Linked DNA regions of Homo sapiens: region 1 is linked to region 2. The links are chromatin loops, found by intact Hi-C in ENCODE. Cell type or tissue: transverse colon. All regions are shown on one strand. Links, peaks and the distances in the headings refer to the core of each region. The heading gives the core; the rest is flanking DNA.

Region 1 (10,773 bases), core at 1,269-9,268, 61 kb after region 2:
GAGTCCAAATAGCCAAAGCAATCTTAAGCAGAAGAATAAAGACAGAGGCATCACTTACTTGACTTCAAACTATACTAAGGCTACCGCAACCCAGAGAGAATAATACTGGTACTAACACAGACACACAGACCAATGGAACAGAATAGTGAACCCAGAAATAAAGCTGCACACTTACAGCCACCTAACTGTCCACAAAGCTGACAAAAATAAGCAATGGAGAAAGGACTTCCTATTCAATAAATGGTACTGGGATAGCTGGCTAGCTGTATGCAGAAGAAAGAAACTAGACTCCTACCTTTCACCATATAAAAAATTAACTCAAGATGAATTAGAGATTTAAATGTAACTACATACCCACAAAAAATAAAAATAAAAATAGACAAATTTTTTTTTAAAGTTTTAAATAGAAGACCTCAAACTATAAAAATCCTACAAGAGGCCGGGCGCGGTGGCTCATGCATGTAATCCCAGTGCTTTGGGAGGCTGAGGTGGGAGGATCACAGGGTCAGGAGCTTGAGACCAGTCTGGCCAATGTGGTGAAACCCCACCTCCACTAAAAATACAAAAATTACCCAGGCGTGGTGGCGGGCGCCTGTAGTCCCAGCTACTTGGGAGGCTGAGGCAGGAGAATCACTTGAACCCGGGAGGCGGAGGTTGCAGTGAGCCGAGATCATGCCACTGAACTCCAGCCTGGGCAACAGAGAGAGACTCCGTCTCAAAAAAAAAAAAAAAAAAAAAAAAGAATCCTAGAAGAAATCCTAGAAACACTCTGGATATTGGATATGGAAAGAATGTATGATTAAGTTCTGCACAGCAATTGCAACAAACCAAAAACTGACAAATGGAACCTAATTAAAGAACTTCTGCACAGCAAAAGAAACAACAAACAAGGTAAACAGACAACATACAGAATAGCAGAAAATATTTACAAACTATGCATCTAACAAAGGCCTAATATTTATGGAGCTTAAACAATTGAGCAAGCAAAAAATAAATGACCCGATTAAAAAGGGGCAAAAGACATGAACAGATACTTCTAAAAAGAAGACATGCAAGCAGCTAACAAACATATTAAAAAATGCTCGATGCTCGATATCACTAATCATCAGAGAAATGCAAATCAAAACCACAGTAAGATACCATCTTACATCAGTCGGAATGGCTATTATTAAAACGTCAAGAAACAACAGATGTTGGTGAGGCTGTGGAGAAAAGGGAACACTTACACACACTATTTGTGAGAATGTAAATTGATTCATCCACCATGCAAAGTGGCTTGAAGATTTCCCAAGGAACTTAAAACAGAACTACCATTGGACTCGGCAATCCCATTACTGGGTATATATCTAAAAGAAAACAAATTGTCCTGCAGAAAGGACATGTGCACTTGTTTGTTCATCGCAGCACTATTCACAATAGCAAAGACATTGAATTAACGTAGGTACACATTCAGTGGCAGGTTGGATAAAGAAAATGTAGTATATATATATATATATATATATATACATACCATGGAATAGCATGCAGCTGTACAAAAGAACAAACTCACTCCTTTGCAGCAACATGGATGCAGCTGGAGGCTATTATACTAAGTGAATTAACCCAGGAACATAAAAACAAACACTGCACGTTCTCACTTATAAGCGGGAGCTAAGCACTGGGTACTCCTGGACATAAAGATGGGAACAACAGACACTGCAGACCACTAGAGCAGGGAGGGAGTGGGGAAGAAAGGGTTGGAAAACTACTGGGTACTATGCTCAGTACCTGGGTGATGGGATCACTTGTATCCTAAACCTCAGCATCACACAACATACCCAGATAGCAACCCTGCACATGTACCCACTGGATCTAAAATAAAAGCTGGAAAAAAAAAAGCATCAAAAGGCATAGGAAACCATAATGTTTGAGATCGATGACAGACCAAAATGCCTTAATAAGTCACTTGATTCAGGCCTCACTCAGCTCCAAGTCATTTCCATTTAATGGCTGCTCCGAGGCCTGTGCAAAGTTGTTCTCTGGTCTCAGTCCAGTCATTGGTGGTCAACTCTCCATGACCAATGGCCTTATTGTTTCACTGTGATGTGTTGGCTGCTGAGCTGTGTCAAATCTGCTTTCCTATTTCTCCTGTAAATATGAGCTCAGGTATTGCACTGTGGTTGTGGGGAGAAGTTTAGGAGCGGAAAGGACATTTTAAAATGTAAAATTACTATTGGCTATTGCTTGTTTTTTGCTCCAGGGGACCAGAAAAACAAGCTCAACCAGTGTCAAACTCCAAGAAGTCTATGAAGCTGCATGTTAATGGCTCAGGCTGGTTGTAATAAATTGCCAGGAACGGGGCATTTCCAGGTTGTTGTGGATTGTGAGGGAGAATGGCATTTTCACAGGCTCCTGATTATTCTGAAATGGAGTGTTTTCAGACATGCTAAGGAAACACACAACTGCACTTTCTACAGGCTAATCTTTCCACAAGAGTGTCTAGTGTTATGGCTGGAGATGTTTTGTCTTAATTGCTGTGATGGTTTTTTGATCGGTGAACTTTCTCTTTTTTCTTTTTCTCCAGTTTCATAGCCCAGTTTACTAGTTCACTTCCTATTGCACATTCACCCTTTCAAATGCAGTTTCAGATGATTGGCATTTTGTCTTGATCAAAGCTAAGAAGGATTTTGTTTGCTCTGTTTCCCAGTTACAAGTCAATGGGGTAATTTTTAGGAGATAATAGAGAACCAGCCAGATACACAGTTCTTCACTTAATTGGAGACCAGGAACCCAACTGTGTGGACCCCAGGAAGTCCCAGTGCAGGAATTATTAAAAGAATATGAATTTAGATGATAAACCCAAAACAGACTGATACAGCTTATTTCAGGGCTGGTCTATTCTTTCTGAAAGCAGAACTTCATCTAGTAACAAGTAAAAATCAAGTAAAATGCAGAGTAGATTTTTTCCATTTGTTTCTCCACTTTCATTTTCTCTGGAGTCAGTGACCTGTGGGCTCCTTTATGATCCTTGAGTTGGAGGGACCCAGGGGCCACAGTCCTGGTGCCCTCCTCCTCTCAAGAAAATCTCTCAGGTCAATAACCTTTTATTTCTGACCTTTTAACCGGCTCTAGTGGGCCATGAAAACCTAAATGCCATTTCTTTCAGATTCTTGGGAAGCTCCAAGTCTCTTGAATCCAATTCTCTAGGGGAGTTTTACACCCATATATTCAGGTCATTGATCCTGCAATAACAGCCCCAAGTCATTTGTGCAAGTCACTTCTCCAGGGAAGGAAAAGCTGCTGCTGAATAGCATCAAGGGTGATGTCACTAGATAGCTATAGTCCTCTCCAAAGTCATGAAGCTCTCATTTCTAGGCGCTGGGAGACTTGGAGAAGCATTACTAATAGGATGCAGATTGCCGTCTTGGTGGAAAAGCTTGAAAGACGGATCAACAAGACAAGTTGCTGCTTATTCTGAGATGTATTGAAATTTTTATCCAGAGATCCTGTGGGCAGCACGTGGGTCTTAAAATAAGAAAGCAGATAGCACCTGTTTTCCAATGTGCTTCTGGTGCCCACGTTTTGACTTGACATGATTTGGATAGAAACATTCCAGGCAATGACAATGGCTTGCCAGAAATATTTGAATACAACTTGAAGTTTCTGCACAAGGCTGACCTGCAAAACAGTAAGAGTAGAAGTCAAACTGGGGAAGTATGGATCTGCTCTTCTCTAAGGAACCTTGAAGGCCCACCCTAGGCAGGAGGTCTTTTCTATAAGACTTGATTAAATCACCAGTCATGTCATTTTTAGCGAATTAAGTATCCTTTTTCCAATTAGGAAACTGATATTTTACTTAAACAATTCTGGAGACCTTGGTTGAGGGTCAACCAATACCTGGACTCTAGCCCTGGCTGTGTCAGGGTTTAGCTGTACAATATTGGACTTTTAAGTTCACTTTCTCATAATTTCTGCAACTGGGCAATGGGAACATCATTATCAGCGTGCCTATTTCATAGGGCTGTTGTAGCAACCACGTAATATTATGCTCATTTTGTCCTTAGAATTTATTCAAACTTTTCTTGACAATGCCCTGGGGAAATGAGTTTCAAAAGTAGGCTACTCACCATATAAGTAATACTTCTTCACCCCTCTGCCAATTTTAGGGAGGGCGTAAGGTAGGAGGGTGGCAAAGCTTAAATTTGTGTTTTGCAGGCCTTAGTGTGAACTTGATACAGAATGTCTCTTTATCATTTTATTTATCAAGAAGGGTTATTTTTTAAAATATGAGATTTTACAGCTGAATGGCTGAAAAATAAGCTGATGAATATAAACTTTATAATTTAACAGTTACCTCCGTGTTTATAGCATCCATCGTACTTTTATTTTATTCCACACCAGGATACTGAATGAAGAGTTTAGAGTTTATGAAAACCTTATGGAAATCGTTCATCTTCCCTAATGCATGTTGGCTACCCTGCTGTGTGAGATGTGACTTCAGTTCTTTGCTTCCACTTTATAAACATAAGAGAACCAGAAAATTATTTAGTAAAGGCATTATTAGCAGGAGAGCAGTGATTTTGGCTGAATCACTGCTGGGCTTGGCAAGTTAATTTTTGCCTGCATGGTAGGTAGGTTCATATTTAGTAAATGATTTGTGGCTCTCAACAAGTGAGGGGTTATTGTTAATTTGACCAGACTGTTAAACCTCATTTCATTAAAATATGTAGTCCTCTGATTCCCTTAAATCTTTGCCTCAGGCTTTTCTTCTATGCCAAACAAAATGGTTGCTTCCGTTGTTGAAATGACTGGTAAATGCCAAAAGGATTCTCCTGCTGTAAAATGACATTGCAGTTAGATATAGTATTTTCATCTAATTTAGGTTATACTATTTCATTAAATTTCTTAAGAACTCTTTACAAATAAATCTATATTTAAATATGTCAATAATCCACACATTTTTTTGTAAAATATTAAAACAACACTGAAAATCAAAGCTCTCTTGCCAAATTGTCCCATTCTCCTTTCTCCAGTGACTCAGACCCACTTTCCCCCTTTTTTTTTTTTTTTTGAGACAGAGTCTCACTCAGTCGCCCAGGCTGAAGTGCAATGGGGCGATCTCGGCTCACTGCAACCTCCACCTCCCAGGTTCAAGCAATTCTCCTGCCTCAGCCTCCAGAGTAGCTGAGATTACAGGCACCCACCACCATGCCCAGCTGATTTTTGTATTTTTAGTAGAGACGGGATTTCACCATATTGGCCAGGCTGGTCTCGAACTCCTGACCTCAGGTGATTCACCTGCCTTGGCCTCCCAAAGTGCTGGGATTATAGGCATAAGCCACCGTGCCCAGTCTCCTTTCTTTTCTCTATGCATTTACATTTATATGTGTATATGTGCATATAAAAAAGTATATTTTGTTTTTGTTTTGGTATGTGTGTATATATTTTGGCATACATGGGGTTATATTTGCTTTTCAACTTGCTCTTTATTCCCTGAATATGTCTTAGAGATCTTTCCAAGTTTCTACCTGAGGATCTGTATCATTTTTTAAAACTACTACTTGGTATTCTAAAATATAGGAGTATAATTTATTATGGTTTCATAGACTTCTTCCAATTTTGTTTATCATTAGAAACAATACTACAATGAATATACTTACACAGGCCAAATTTATAAGTGGAATTTTTGGGTAGAAGGGTATGAAGATTTTTATTTTCTAGAACCAAGGGAAAGGTAGTAGTAAGTTACATGTGGGTTATGGTGTATCTATTTTGTTTGTGATAAAAGATATTTTGGTTTCTATTTCTATTTTCATAGTCTTTTCCTCCTAAGTCCCCTTTAGAAGCTATACCTGTCCTCATCTGTAGTTGAAGAATACGCTATTACTCAAAATAATTCTATCCCAGGAGCACATAGGTTACAAGGCCTTGGACACCAAACAATGCACAGAGACACCCAAATGAATAGTCCTTTGGAAAGAAAGCTGCTTTGCATAAAATTACCCTGGACTTGGAGAAAGCCAGAGAATGTTTTGTTCTCCCCATTATGAGTTGGCAGAGGTGGCTGAGGACAAGGCAATGGGGGAGGTAGATCATGTATATAATCTTTTCAGAAGCTAATGGGGCCTGGGTGATGAAAGGCCTAGCTTCTGGGTAGAATGAAGGCCCTACTCAGAGGACAGTGTTTTGTGGTCTCCATGCCCCTTGTATGGTTTTGTGGCCTCCGTGCCCCAGAGTGAGGCACCTAAGTCTCCTGGTGCCAGCCAAGTGGGCACTGTGGCCACAGACTTTCTCTTTGAGAAAAAAGGAATGCAATGTTAAGGTGAGTCCTTTCTCTCCTTTCCAGTGGAATATTTAAATTACGTTCATCTTTGATAAGAACATTTCTGGCAATATAGTGGGTCAGTGGAACCCATATTTCTAAGTAGAAAGCATAATAGATAAATCCAAAGCAAGATAATATGCAATTATCTATTTTTAATTATAATTATGCAGTTATCTATTTGCATAATAGATAAATCGAAAGCAAGGTTGAGAGTGTATAAGGTAAAAATGGTAAAATCAAGACAACTGATGATATATATAATTGTGGTTGGGCATGGTGGCTCATACCTGTAATCCCAGCACTTTGGGAGGCTGAGGCAGGCATATCACCTGAGGTCAGGAGTTCGAGACTGGCTTGACCAACATGGTAAAACCCTGTCTCTACAAAAAATACAAAATTAGCTGGGGATGATGGCACATGCCTGTAATCCCAGCTACTCGGGAGGCTGAGGCAGGAGAATCGCTTGAACTCGGAAGGCGAAGATTGCAGTGAGCTAAGATCGTGCCATTGCACTCCAGCCTGGGCAACAAGAGTGAGACTCCGTCTCAAAATAATAATAATAATAATAATAATAATAATAATAATAATAATAATAATAATAATAATTGTTATTATTATTATACTAGCTCACATGCATTGAACATATACCATGAACCAGGCACTGTGTATTATTGCTTCATAGCTCATTTAATCCTCCCAGCAACCTTATTATCACATTTTATAGGCAAAGAAACTTGTGCTCAGAGAGGATGCAGAACCAGATCAAGGTCACATGGCTGGTGAGTGGTGGAGTCAGGCTTTGTATCCAGAGCATAAGCTCTTAACCATTACTGTGATTATAATTCTCTACACTCTTGCCTCACGGTGTTCTTTTTAAATTTTATAATTTTAATTTTTTATTTCCATAGGTTTTTGGAGAATAGATGGTGTTTGGTTACATAAGTAAGTTCTTTAGTGGTGATTTCTGAGATTTTGGTGCACCCATCACCAAAGCAGTATATACTGTTCCCAATTTGCAGTCTTTTATCCCTCCCCCTTGTCCCACCCTTTCCCCTGAGTCCCCGGAGTCTATTGTATCATGCTTATGCCTTTGCATCGTCATAGCTTTTAGCTCCCACTTATGAGTGAAGACATATGATGTCTGGTTTTCCATTCCTGAGTTACTTCACTTAGAATAATGGTCTCCTATTGCATCCAGGTCACTGTGAATGCCATTATTTCGTTCCTTTTCATGGCTCAGGAGCATTCCGTGGTTTGTATATACCACAATTTTTCTATCCACTTGATTGATGGCCATTTGGGCTGGTTCCAAATTTTTGCAATTGCAAATTGTGCTGCTATAAAAATGCGTGTGCAAGTATGTTTTTTGTATAGTGATTTCTTTTCCTTTGGGTAGACACCCAGTAGTGGTAGCTCTACTTTTAGTTCTTTAAGGAATCTCCACACTGTTTTCCCTAGCGGTTGCACTAATTTACATTCCCACAGCAGTGTAAAAGTGTTCCCTTTTTACCACATGCCCGCAAAACATCTCTTATTTTTTGATTTTTTGATTATGGCCATTCTTGAAGGAGTGAGGTGATATCATATGGTGGTTTTGATTTGCATTTCTCTGATCATTAGTGTTGCGCATTTTTTCATATGTTTGTTGGTCATTTGTGTCTTCTTTTGAGAATTGTCTATTCTTATTTGGTGTTCTGAGAGAGAAAGTTTTTCTTTTCTCTTTTTTTGAGATGGAGTTTTGCTCTTGTCACTCAGGCTGGAGTGCAATGGCGCAATCTCGGCTCACTGCAACCTCCTTCTTCCAGGTTCAAGTGATTCCCCTGCCTCAACCTCCTGAGTAGCTGGGATTACAGGCACCCGGCACCATGCCTGCCTAATTTTTGTATTTTTAGTAGAGACAGAGTTTCACCATGTTGGCCAGGCTGGTCTTGAACTCCTGACCTCAAGTGATCCATCTGCCTCGTCCTCCCAAAATGCTGGGATTATAGGTGTGAGCCACTGAACCTGGCCGAAAGTTTTTTCTACATAGATTGTTCGTGTACCTCAAATTCCTGACTTCTTTCTCAGCAGGATGATCTGGGGTGTACCTAAAGTTCTCCAGGCTGTAAACTCAAGGGAAGGACAAACCAGCTCTGGTCAAGTAGCAGATGAATTCCTTTAGAGGAGAAAGATGATTTCCCAAGCTGTAATACCTTAATAAAAATATTCCTCAAGTCCAACCCTCTTAGCAACAACTTTATTCATCAAGCAAGCTTCTGCTATTATTATTATTATTATTATTATTGTTGTTGTTGTTTTTGAGACAGAGTCTCACTCTGTTGCCCAGGCTGTAATGTAGTGGCACGATCTCAATGATCTTGGCTCACTGCAACCTCCATCTCCTGGGTTCAAGGATTCTCGTGCCTCAGGCTCCCAAGTAGCTGGGTTTACAGGTGCATGCCACCACACATGGTTAATTTTTGTATTTTTAGTAGAAATGTGGTTTTGCCATGTTGGCCAGGCTGGTCTTGAACTCCTGGTCTCAAGTGATCTGCCCGTCTTGATCTCCCAAATTGCTGGGATTACAGGCGTGAACCACCATGCCTGGCCTCCTGCTATTATTTTGATTTTCCTGCTGGGAACAGAAGGCTCTATGAGGTTAACATGAGAAGTCTGGTCAAATGGCCATTATGTTTATTCCTAAAGTAATACACTAGAATTTTGGATTGCTGGCCAATCTCCTGTGATTTTGGTGAATATGACATAGAGAGCATTCAGAGCAAGGAGAGAAGGAGGAAAGGGGTGTAGAGGAACACACTTTTCTCCTTGACCTGAGACATAAGACGACTGGTAGCCAGAGTCTTCCTGGTCTTGAAGAGAACCTGCTGTCTATGGGCCTGGGGGCTGCTCTCTTTCCCTGGGAGCTGTTGGCCACTCTCATTCTATAGACTGGACTTGGAGAGTGACTCTGCATTCATTTACCAGCTTGTGCTTCAGTTTCATGTGTACTTCAATTGACTTCCATTTCTTTCTACCCACTACTTTGACTCCCTTTGATCTCTTACTATTCTCAGAGAACCTGAGTAATCACATATAAAAATAAAATTTCTGCTCATGGGGATGCCACATTTAGATGTGGGGGCTGTGAATGACTGACAGCTGTAGGCCATTTTAAGGGCCACAGCATCCACTGCTCATTTGTAAAAACTTACTTTCCTGCCAGTTTCCTGCCAGAACCAATGCAAATCAAAGTGTCAGTTTCTTGACTAAAATAACATTTTTTTTCCTTCTGCAAAAAGATGGAGTCAGCCAGACCCTTCTTATGCCCTTGGGGAGATGGAATAGCAGCGTGCCCTTCAACACGGCAGAAAGAGATAATTACTCCTCCTCCCAGCCCCAGCCCCTCCTGGATTCTGTGCTTGACTGTGCCCAAGACTGAGTGGAGCAGAGACCCACGCTGGCAGCCCCTGGGGGCACACGCTCCAGGTCTACATGGGAGCCTTGAACTCCGAGCAGAAGGGCTCCAGCTGCACATTATTGGAAAAGGCCAGGGCTCTGGTCAGAGTGACACAACCTCTTACTCCTCTCCTTACATTCCCATGACACCCCTCCAACACACATACACACATATGTACACATGCACACACACTCACATGTGCACACACATACATGCACACACATTCACAATACAAACAGATATACAAATACACACTCACATGCATGTGCCCCTCCACATACACACTCTCACACACCTTTGTGCACACATATATACACATGTACACATACAAACACTACTCTAAATAAGACTCAAGGCCGCATTTGTGCTGATTTTCCTTTGTACTCTAGGTAAACCTATACAACCTGACTTCATTTAGGTGCAAGGAACATAAACAGCCTGGAATTTATCTTCTTAGTTGTACCTTCAGGTTATTAAACATCTTTCAAGCAGATGCCAATGTTGAATCACATTCACCAAAAAAAAGTCAAAAAATTGAAAAACAAAAAACATATTTTTTTCAGTATGAGAAAAACTTTCTGGTTTAATTCAATTCCTTCCCCCTCGCCCCACCCTCATTTGTCACAAGTTTTATCACAAGTTCAAAAAAGAAGGCATGACTATGTTTAATCTTTCAGATGACCGTTTTCTTGTAATTCCTTCAAGCCTTAACAATTTTCCATTATGTCTTCCTTACCAAGATAAATGAAGGTGTATAACAAGCCTACAGGGCTTGAGAAGTCTGGGAGGTGAGAGAGAGTGGGGTGAGAGAAAACTAGAACCAAGCTGAACACACAGGCTAACCTAGTGCCTTGTCTTAGATTTAACAGCTGGTCACCATGATTTACAAGTCAAGATCTCATTCCTTGCATCTTATATCCCTAAGACATGAGGAATGGAAGGAATGAAAATGTCACTTATTTCTTACCTCAATGACTTATAGATTTTTAAGGAGTTTCTCTTGGACCTCAGAGCAAGTTGCCCCTGACAGATG
Region 2 (10,773 bases), core at 1,228-9,227:
GGTTTGCACAGGAATCTCCCTTCTTTTCACCCCTTAGTGATCACTTTACAGTCGCTCTGTTTAACCACAGAAAGAAATTTTATGAATGTTGGAAGCAGAAGATGGCAACTCCTAATAGCATCTAGACATATAGGTTTGGATTTGAAAGTGTGTATGCTTAGGAAAGAAGTGAAGGTCCTTCTTTAGACACCACTGTTTTTGTCAGGCCAGCCATCTGCATGGATGTGTACGTGCACACGTGTGTGCATTTAAGGCAAGTACTTTAAATATCTTTGCACAGTTCCTACTGAACATGTAAGACCTTTGGAAGCAATATTGTCCAGCTCCATACCAAGTTTAATTTAAAAAAAAATTTTGTGGCTAATAAGAAAAATTTAAAAACTATGGCATCACACAAATCCTTCATGCTTTTTTGTTTTGTTTTTTTTCCTTTTCCTTCTATTTCAGCTCACTCCATCACTCGATGAGATAATATGAGATTTCTACTTCGGAGAGGCCAAGTCTAATGAAGAGAAAAAAAGGAAAAGAAGTTGCAAGACTCGAATAAAATCTGCTGCACCTTGTAAATGCTCTAACTGGACATGAAGGAAAGGGGCGAGGGAGGGGGGTGGGATTTTTGGTGCAAGTAGCACATGGTTTAAATATGAATGAACAAACCTGTGATCTAGTCCTTGTCTTGTAATTGTGGATTAATGTCAATGTTAATCAGCCCCTCAAAGGGAGAGAAAAGCTGGACCTTTTCCCTTGCTGTACCATATTCAGCATTTGATTTCCATGGGCCCCACCATTTATGTGTAGAATTTGAAATGGTTGTCACCTCTCTCTGAGGACAGAGCTTGAAGCCTCCACACCAGCTGCTGCTGGAGATTCAAAGCCCAACTGTGGGTCCGAGAGGGAAGCTGGCTGGGCTGGCTGAAGAATGAAGACCACTGGACTCTCCGTTAATCTCTAAGGGGTCTGCTCCCCAGGAACGTTTCTGAACAATGGGGACTTTGTTGGTAGCCATTTGGTAGATGTTCTTTTCTATTTATAAGTGACTTTAAACTTTCCCTTGGCTGTTAAGAAGTTTGTTATAGATTTAGCTATTTATTGTTCGATGCCTGCATGCTGAAACAATGCCTACAGCTGTCTTCACATGTATGGACGTGTGTGAATGGTTGTACGTTTTGCACATTTTGTGGCTGTTGAGATGTGCTTTGCTGCACAAACATGAAAATTTTTGAGTTACAATTTGGAGCATAACTGGAGGGTGGGTTGGGGAGGGGTGGATTTTTAAAATGTCAAGACAGGGAAGGATGACAAAATGGAAATTTAAATGACATCCTAGAGGTAGAGAAACCGTGGAGATCGCTTTTCTCAGACTCACCAACTTTTAATGGGATTTCATGGGGTTTGGTTGTGCTGATAGGGTAAGGGGAGGCTGCTTTCTGCCCTTCTCCCCACTCCCATCTGATTTACTTAATTCAGTCTCAGCTGCTGAAATTTGGAAAGGACCAAATTGCTTTACAGTTTTTTTCTTTGTGTAGTATCTTGAAATCCTGGAAAATTCTATGGAATAGTTCTGTATATAGGGCACAAGTAAAGGCATTGTCCAAAGTTTATTTATTTATTTATTACCCTAAGAATGCTTTGCCATAACCACATTTAATGGGAAAAACGGCAGTATCACAGATGTAAATTAACTCACCAGATTTACTGGGCCTGAACTCATTCTCTTCTTGCTATATGATTTAGCAAGTTCTAGAAGGTCTCCAAGACAATAATTACATTGGCACAATGTATACTTCAGTGCTCACCCGTAGGCAAATCTCTTTTTAAAAAACTCTTTGGTGCACAAGTAACACATTTGGCCACAAAACACCAAAGAATTGTAGGCAGTGGCCCCTATTGAGAAGTTTTCCGGTAGAGTTGGAAATCAGTTGTGAATACATTCTTTGCTAGTTGGAGTGCTTGTTTACTAAGCATGTGCCGTCGTAGGTATTAGTGCTAGTCTCAGATAGGTGCTTCCCCTGAGGTGCAGGGGAAGACCAAAGTTTGCAACTCGAACTGCTTTCGTCCATGTTTCTCACATTGCTGTATTTTAGAAAATAGGGGTTAAGACTGATAACAACCTTTTACATTGTGACTGTGTTTGCATTGTCTAATGACAGATAAATCCTTAACATTTCTCTCCACCTTAGTACTTTAGACTAATTGTGTTTGTCCGTCCATGCCATGAATGAGTGGGCTGTAGTTGGGCCTAAATAAATGAGCTGTTGGAAGAAAAGAATCACAGTACTTTCCAGCAGTCAGTCCCTGGTTCCTAGATGTGTTCTAAGCAATGCAAATGTCTAATTGTCCCCCAGTGGGCATAGTCAGTGTCGTTTATATTGTAGCAGTTACAGCTCTGTAGTTTATGATGCAAATCTGCCAAGAGAGATGTATGTGTCACTGCATGGCTTCTGAAAGCAGGATGAATTTTCTGCAGCTGTTTCAAAGTTGGGGTCTGTTCTTGAATCCTCTATTAATTACTGTGTGTGAGCCAGAGGGAGCTGTGGTAAGGGTTGGGCCCCCAGCCTGTAGGGAACTTTCTGGACTCCCACTCTTTGAATCGATATAGGCATTTGGTCTCACTACTTGACCATTCTCACCCTGTGAAACGTCCCACACTTTGAAGCAAATACAATTCACAGCACAGTACACACAAAAACCTTGGCATAAGACAGAGAAGGTTCTTCTTATTTTGTGGGCTGGTTGCTGTAGAAACACATAACAAAGGGCAGCCCTCCACTTCTGGTATAATTGTGTAGCCCCTTTTCTTTGGGCTTGACACCTGTCTTGAATAAGAGTGATTAGAGCTGCATAATGTCCCTCTCTTGGCTATTGACCATGTGGTTCACGTACAAAACTCTGTATAAGTTGAAGGAAAATGTTCATGTTCATATGTACTTGTTTGCTATGACTACATTTTGAGGTTTTGTAAAACTGTTATTTTTTTTTTTTTCACAATGTGAAACTGAAGGTCAATAAATTATTAGAGATTTTCTCTTCATTATGTGTGTGGGTCTTCATTTGAATAAGACACAATTTGAGGCATTGTAAACGTGTGCCTTTTCTCGTTTATCCAAAGAAGGATCATTTCAGATATTCCGAACGTGTTTTATTTCACCATTTAGTGATATTTACAAAGGTAATTTTGCATATTAAATAAAACTTCCTGACCATTAGAGTATCTCTTTAAGCAAGACAAAATTCCTCATTTATGGGTTATTCATAGCTGGGAATATAACAAGTCACACACCATGCGATATTAAGACAGCATACTTTATATTGGAATGAATTTAGTTTTTTGAAATCCTCACGTGGGTTATATTTTGACAGAAAGCTGTTAGAGAAGGAGCTGGAGTTCAATCCTCTTTTCATCTGCTGACATCTGCTTTAGAAATCATTTAAAGTGGAAATATATGCATATTATTTCTGTACTGCCACAGAAAAGCACAAGTTTAACCCCTCAGGGATACTTAGTTTGTTCCAAGCTGATGGCTGTCCTAGCTGGCTCTGCATAAGGCCAGTTGAAGCCTCCTGCCCCTACCTCATGATGGCTTCATGTCACACTGAGATGCTCCTTTATCACTTGGGTTGGAACCCTTATTGTTTCAGTGTGCAGAGCAAGGTTGGGCATAACCTTTTCTGGGTAGAAAATAAATATTACCTAATTGGGAACTCTAGGAGAGCTCACAAGTAGGCATAATGCAATTACAGCCTTTGGACTTTGACCAAGATGCCAGAGCAGATGCCTTGGGTTTGACAGGAGGATCATTCGGTTCTGTGCTGTGTGAGGCTGGTCTAGAGCCAAGCCTTTGGGGACCAGTGTCAGCCTTCAGATTCCAAGTGCATGATGTTGAAGACCCGTGGAAACCCTGTTGATGACACCATATGGATGACACCAAATGACAGGGAAGAACGGCGGGTTAGTTAGGAGTTGACGGATGGGATTTAGACTCAGGAAAAAGTCTTGATGTTAATCCCTAGAGGGGTTGAGAATGGTTCCTGTAGACATGATTGTGAACAGATCTTTCATTCTCTGGAGTTGTTTCTCTTTATCATCTCAGTCGGAACATGTAGACAGATTAAAAAGATACTTCAAATTCTTAATTTTCATTCATTTGGAAATTTCATTTCATTTAGATAGATCACACCAAACAGTAGCTATGGTAATAAAAATCTGGCCACAGTAGGCAAACGGGTTGGAGGTCGGCAGTCCAGGGCCGGGACAGCACCCCCATGAGGCCATCAGGCCTCATGCTTGCAGGATGGCAGCTGCATCTCATGGCATCTCATCTGCTTTCCAGGCAGCAAAAGTGGGGCAGACAAAGGGGAAAGGGCTCAGGCCAGAGGACATTCTCCCTTTTACTTTGAATAGTAATAGTTTACCCAAAAGGCTCACCGGGAGACTTACACTTACCTCTCAGTAGCCAGAACTGGGACATGTGAACTTCCCAAGATATAAGAGAGCTTGGGGAGGGCAGAACTTTTATCTGGCACACTGCCACCCCACAGCAATGTGATTTAATTAGTAAGGAACAAAGGGAGAGCAGACGTTGGAGGGGGAAATACACAGATTATTCTCTGCAGTTGGTAGGCTTATCTACTACAGCAATGGTTCCCAGCCTTTTTGGCACCAGGAACTGGTGTTGTGGAAGACAGCTTTTCCATGGATGGGGACTGGGCCTGGAGGCGGCAGGGATGTTTTTGGGATAAAACTGTTTCACCTCAGATCATCAGGCATCAGATCAATCTTGTCCAACCTGTGGCCCAGGATGACTTTGAATGCAGCCCAACACAAATTCATAACCTTAAATTATTTGTGATTTTTTTTAGCTCATTAGCTATTATTAGTGTCTTTTATGTGTGGCCCAAGACAATTCTTCTTCTAATGTGGCCCAGGGAAACCAAAAGATTGGACATTCCTACACTAGATTTTCATAAGGAGTACAAAATCTAGATCCCTCACATCTGCTGTTCACAATAGGGTTCCAGCTCCTATGAGAATCTACTGCCCCCTCTTCCCCGGCTCCGCTGATCTGACAGGAGGCGGAGCTCAGGCAGTAATGCTCACTAGCCAAAGGCTCACCTCCTGCTGTGCCGCCCACTTCCTAACAGACCACGGGCACTGGGCCATGGCCCAGGGGCTAAGGACCCCTGTACTACAGGGAATCATCAAAGAGTCATTGTAAACTATAGCCCCATTCATTAAGTGATGAGCTGAGATTGTGCTAAGGACCTGCTTTACAGTCATCTCATTTAATCCTCATGACAAATTGAGGTAAATATAGCGAGATTTCTAAACGTCTCTGAGCCATAGATACTCGATCTGTAAAATAAGCATGACTAACATTCTTTCTAATAGAAAAATTTAATAATATAAGAAATTTAAGAGTAAATACCAGGCTCAGTGCCTGGCACATAGTAGGTCCTCAGTAATTTTTAGTTGCCATTTTGAAACATTATGGGGAGAGATACATACATAAAAATCTGAGTGCTTATTCTATGCCAGGGACTGAGTTAAGGGTTTGCAAGCCTCTCACCTTGCTCATCCCCCCGGCAACCCTGTGAGAGCAGGTGCTATTATTACTCTCATTTTGGAGATGAAGAAACAGGTCTTGAGAGATTATGTAACTTGCCCAAGGGAGTGGTGGAGGTGGATTTCAAGACACACTCTGACCTGCTCCTCCAGGTCCAGGAATGTAGAGGAAGGTGATTCACAGGGCTGAGCCTGACTGTGAGAAACCCAGGGCTGCCCTGCATTCCATCGTGCCTGGAACACATGACTCTGTAAGGTGGTCCGAGGAGACCTGCCGCTGGTGAGCCTTGCCCTGGACATGAGGACTGAAGAAGCCAGTGGAAAGAGTTGATTGAGACTCAAAATGTTCCTTGACAGCCAGTTTCAGAAGATAAGTTGTAGAGAATTTAAAAATGAACGGGGGCTCCTGGGTGGTTGTTACACTTGATCATTCATTGAGCTGTACACGGATGCTTTTTGTGCTATTCTGTTTGTAAAATGTTTATTGACTAAATGATTGAATATACCCATGGATAATGGCCAGACCGTGTATGAAAATGGAACTCTGACCCACAATCTGCAGCAACCAGCCCAGGAAACCAACACATTGTCTATGGTGATCAGCCCAGGAAGCCAGCCTGCTCTCCGTAAGTCAGACCTGTAGGAAGTTAGACCACTATCTCTGGCAACTGGTTTAGAAAGCCAGATCATAATGCCTATATTATTCACAGTCAGCCCCAAATGGCCAGGACTTGACCAATAACTGACTACTTCCCTGATTTTTGTCCTTGCTTCTAACTAAGGACCAGCCAGAGAAAGCCAAATATGCACCCCTACTCAGACACCACAGGATGCCCACTTCTGGTTGGCCCACTTGCAGCTTCCCCATGCCAACGGCCTCCAATCAAACCTGAAGACATCCCTTTTTTCCCCACAATGAAACTTTCCCTTTTCTTTGTCTTCCTTTGAGTCTCTGCCAAAATGCAAGTGACGGTGGCTGACTCTCTTGCTATATAGCAAGCTCTGAATAAATAGCCTTTGCTTGTTCACATTTGGCTGGTCATTGTTTATTTCCACAGACAAATGTTTGCTCGATAAAATAATTAAATGTTTCAATAAAAAGGTTCACAAAAATGAAGTGGGGACCAACATTGTGGGTTCTAGGCAAGCTGGGTTTTCAGAAGGTTGCTGTTATCCTCCTGACTGTCTGAGTAAATAAAATGTACACAGTGCATATAGCACGAGAAAAATGGATTTTGAGTTAATGGGGTTGAGATTAGGGAGTCTGGTTTGCAAAAGGAGAACAGTTGCTTTGTTTGGGAATATTTTGAATAAAGTGAGAACACTTAAATAAGTTTTACAGCCATATTCATGGTGCACATGAATGTATGAATAAAAGCAAAAACTTAGCAGTTAATTCCTGGTCTTGCCTGTCACAAATCTTAAGTGCTTTGCCTGTCTGACACATACTCAGACTAAGCCATCTGTCCTGCATTTGAATTTAATCGTAGACAATGAATTTTAAAGCTCTGTTATATGTCAGACATTGGACAACTAGGTGCAAGACCTAACTTTCAGAGGGAAAAAAATGTATATTGAGGCATGACGATGAATTAAAAGCAATTTGACTAAGTAAATTATAAATCTACCATAATCTTGTCCAGCTCTGCTTACAGCCCAGCTCGCTTTGTGAGTCCTGGGGAAACCAAATGAGACAAAGTTTCTGTCTTTCTCTCTCTGGTCCTGTTTCCTTGGCAACCATAATCTTTATCTCTGCAAAGATGGGGGACTGCAGCAAGAAAAGGCAGTTGGAATTTCAGCAAAGACTCTCACTAACCTTTTTCTTGTGTTATCAGATGATTTGTTTTGTTATGAAAAGTTATTTTACACCCGCTTTTTAGATAACGTGGAGAGTGTTTATTGGATATTCTAGAAAGGCTGTGAGGATTTTTTTGTCCATGAGATATGCTAATATTGTATCCACAAAGAAGATGAAATCAGCCCTTTGGTAGACACAAACTAGGCACCTGCAAAGTGGGAACTAAAATCTCTCTCTCTCTCTCTGTCTCTCTGAGGCTCTAAAGAACACATATGAAAACTCTAAATTGCAAATACACCTGCCCCACTCACCCACCCACATACATTCTGGCCAAGGCATTGCTGCCAGAAGAACCATTTGCAGAGAACAAATTTTGTAATTTTGAAATAATTTCTATACTCTGAGGAGAAGTGTGGGGAAGGGCAACCCACCCCTACAGAGAAGGAAAGGAGAAAGGAAAAGCAGAAGACAACCTTGCCGGAATGTTTCTGGTAGTGGTGGCCTCTTCACAGCCCTTTCTGGTACTTCCAGAGGGTCCACCTATTCAAGAGATGGGGGGGGCCAATCAGCAGCCTTTTTCAAAACGGGAATACCTAAACTGCATTTTGAGGGCTGTTAGTCATTCACACATTCGTATGAATCAGGTCCATCTGAAGGGTGGGTGGGGGGTTGGGAGTGGGGCTCAGACCTAGGGGAATCCCAGGAATTAGGAGGCTTGGAGGTGTGGGAGAAGAATGAGAAAGGCAAATTTTTACTTCAAAGTGTTATGGTTAGAGAGGGGAAGAAATGAATAGGCAGAGCACAGAGGATTTTTAGGGCAGTGAAACTATTCTTACGATACTATAATGAGTAATGCCTGCCATTAAACATTTGTCAAAACCCATAGAATGTGCAACACCAAGACTGAACCCTAATTAAATTGCAGACTTTGGGTGATAATGATGTGTCAGTAGGAGCCTAAGAAATGCAGGTTGTAACAAATGTACCACTCTGGGCTGGGATGTTGATAGGAGAGGGAGGTTGTGCCTGTCTGGAGCTTCGAGGTATTTGGGAACTCTGCACTTTTTGCTCAATTTTGCTGTGAACCTAAAGCTACTCTTAAAAATTAAAGCCTATAATGCTCTCCTCTCCCCAAAACACCCTACAAAAACGTTAGAAACAAAAGGAGTCTTTTAGGGTTGTCAGATAAATTGTTTAATAAAGCATAGAGTATATTTTTTTTAATGTTACCTTGAATGAACATCAGGTACTGGAAAGAAAGAAAAGTCTTTCTCTCTGCAATATTGTCAAATATACATTTGGTCCCCTTCTTACATACAGCTCCTAAAATCCTTGGAATTGCCAGAGCGATGGGTGTCTTTTGTATGCTAATAAGATGACTGGTGGCCGGGGGCGGGGGGCGGGGGGGGGGCCCTAGTTAGCTTCAAGGTGAGAGCTGCATAGGCATGATTAGAGGACTGAGATTTTTAGCTCCTCCAACTGTGTGGGATGCCAGGACTGAAAGTTACGTTGATCACCAATGATTAAGGATGTAATCAATCATGCTTATGTAATGAAGCTTCCATAAAAACCCAAAAAGGGCTGGGCTTGAGAGCTTCTGGATAGCTGACCACATGGAGGTTTCTGGAGGGTGATGCATCCAGGGAGGGGATGGAAGCTCCTTGTCTCTTCCCATATATCTCACCCTATGCTTCTCTTCATCTGTATCCTTCCTACTGTACTTATAATAAACCAGTAAACATAAGTAAAGTGTTTCTGTGTCCTGTGGGCAGCTGTAAGTAACAAAGTACCAAACTCAATTAGGAAGCTGTGGGAACCCTGTTTTCCAGTCAGTTGGACAGTGGTGACAGGCATCTGAAGCAAGGGCAGTCTTGTGGGACCACACTCTCAGCCTTTGGGATCTGACACTATTGGTATGGACAGGAGACAGAAATACTGGGTAGAAGAGGGCAGTTCCCCGACAAAGGCCCCACCCTGAAGCCTGGAAACCCGTGGCCCTAAATGAAAGCAGGCATTCCTCTTTTTGCGCCGAAATGTTGCCTTTTGGCCTGCCACACCCCTCTATCCTGTACCCATATACACTCCAAATTCCAGGCTCCACAAACACATGAGCAGATGAACAGAAGAGCAGAGGAGCAGAAGAGCGGCATGGCAGAGAAGGAGAGAAGAGAAGGAACGCCTGAATGTCGACAGGAGATTGGCTGGGGACAGTTGGAGGGGAGATCAGCCACAGGATGGCCAAATTCCAGGGGAAGATCATCTTCCTACTCCATCCTCTTTCCAGCTCCCCATCCATCCCGCTGAGAGCCAACTCCATCACTCACTAAAATCCCCCGCATTTAACATCCTTCAATTTGTCCGTGTGACCGGATTCTTCCTGGACACCAGACAAGATCCCAGCTACCAACAGGGCACTGAGCTAGTTAACACTTAAGCTGTCTGTGGATGGCAGAACTAAAAGAGCACTGTAGCATGCCCACTAGGGCTTTGGGAGTTGCAGGCTCTCACCTCCAGATGCTACTTTGGGGCTGGAGCCCAAAAGCACTTGCCCCAGCTGCTGCACCTGCCCATCTGCATGCTACCCCTCCTTTAAGGGATTTGAGCACTTGGCGGCTTGCTGAACAGATGAGCCATACCCCTGTCGCACATCCTGCTGGGGGCGGTGGGGGGAGTTGGGGGGCAGGGGGAGTGGTCAGGCAACTCACCTGTCTCACTATCTCCATGTAGCTTGTGTCAGATTGAATTGTATTAATGGACATCCCACTGGTGTCTGCTGCAGAATCTGCAGAATTGCTTGATTGATGTGTGGGAACCCCCACCCCTACTCCACATCTCGTGTTGAAAGTATTGAGTGACTGAGTTAGCATGGGAAAAAGCCCATTCAGTTTTTTTTTGCTGTCTCTAACATTTTCATTCCTGCATTCCTTGTTCCCTAACATTTTCATTCCTGCATTCCTTGTTCCAGGACCCAGAATCAGGCCAGCACCAGTGGAAACTCAGAGAATGGAGTCCTGAAGGCTGACCCAGAACCCAGCTACCAATTATAACATCACTTCTAGGAGGATATGAGTCCCACATTCTCAGCAACCAACTCAAAACTCACTAATAAGTTAATGCTAGTCTGTATTTTGGCAAATACCTATCCATAGATATCTGCACTCCCAGTATAAATACTGAATCAGAAATTTTTATTTCTGTAATATTTTACTTCTTAGAATACTTAGTGTTCAAAATTTAATTACTGCAGTATATTTTTATTTTTCTTTTTAGGTGTTTCCTTGGGGCAGAAAGTTAAATGTCCATATGACTAGAAATTTATTTCTTCATTCATTTATTTCCAGGGAAAAAAAAACCATGAAAAGGGTAATAATCACTGACAGAAATGTGGAAATGTTCAAAGAGATAAACCAAA

What was found. Peaks named below come from ENCODE experiments on the same cell type or tissue, not always from the same donor. Only the 100,000 strongest peaks of a DNase experiment are listed, where the experiment ranks them.
Region 1: it touches region 2 in a loop (2.5-fold over the local background); 17 of 110 quality-filtered maps call a loop at or near these places.

What each region holds. Positions count from the first base shown.
Region 1 is chr5:74,559,053-74,569,825 of GRCh38, reverse strand. No RefSeq gene overlaps it. Among named protein-coding and RNA genes, the nearest start is that of LINC01331, 28 kb to the right of the region's middle. In transverse colon, for the core only: no CTCF peak of the experiment used is centred there; no DNase peak of the experiment used is centred there.
Region 2 is chr5:74,619,667-74,630,439 of GRCh38, reverse strand. ENC1 (ectodermal-neural cortex 1) reads left to right here. Exons shown (of 3, transcript NM_003633.4): 3 at 448-3,031. LOC124901005 (a long non-coding RNA gene) reads left to right here and starts at 5,532. Exons shown (of 2, transcript XR_007058822.1): 1 at 5,532-6,189; 2 at 6,346-6,591. RefSeq lists enhancers at 4,557-5,056, 5,057-5,558. In transverse colon, for the core only: no CTCF peak of the experiment used is centred there; DNase peaks (open chromatin) are centred at 3,790 and 4,525.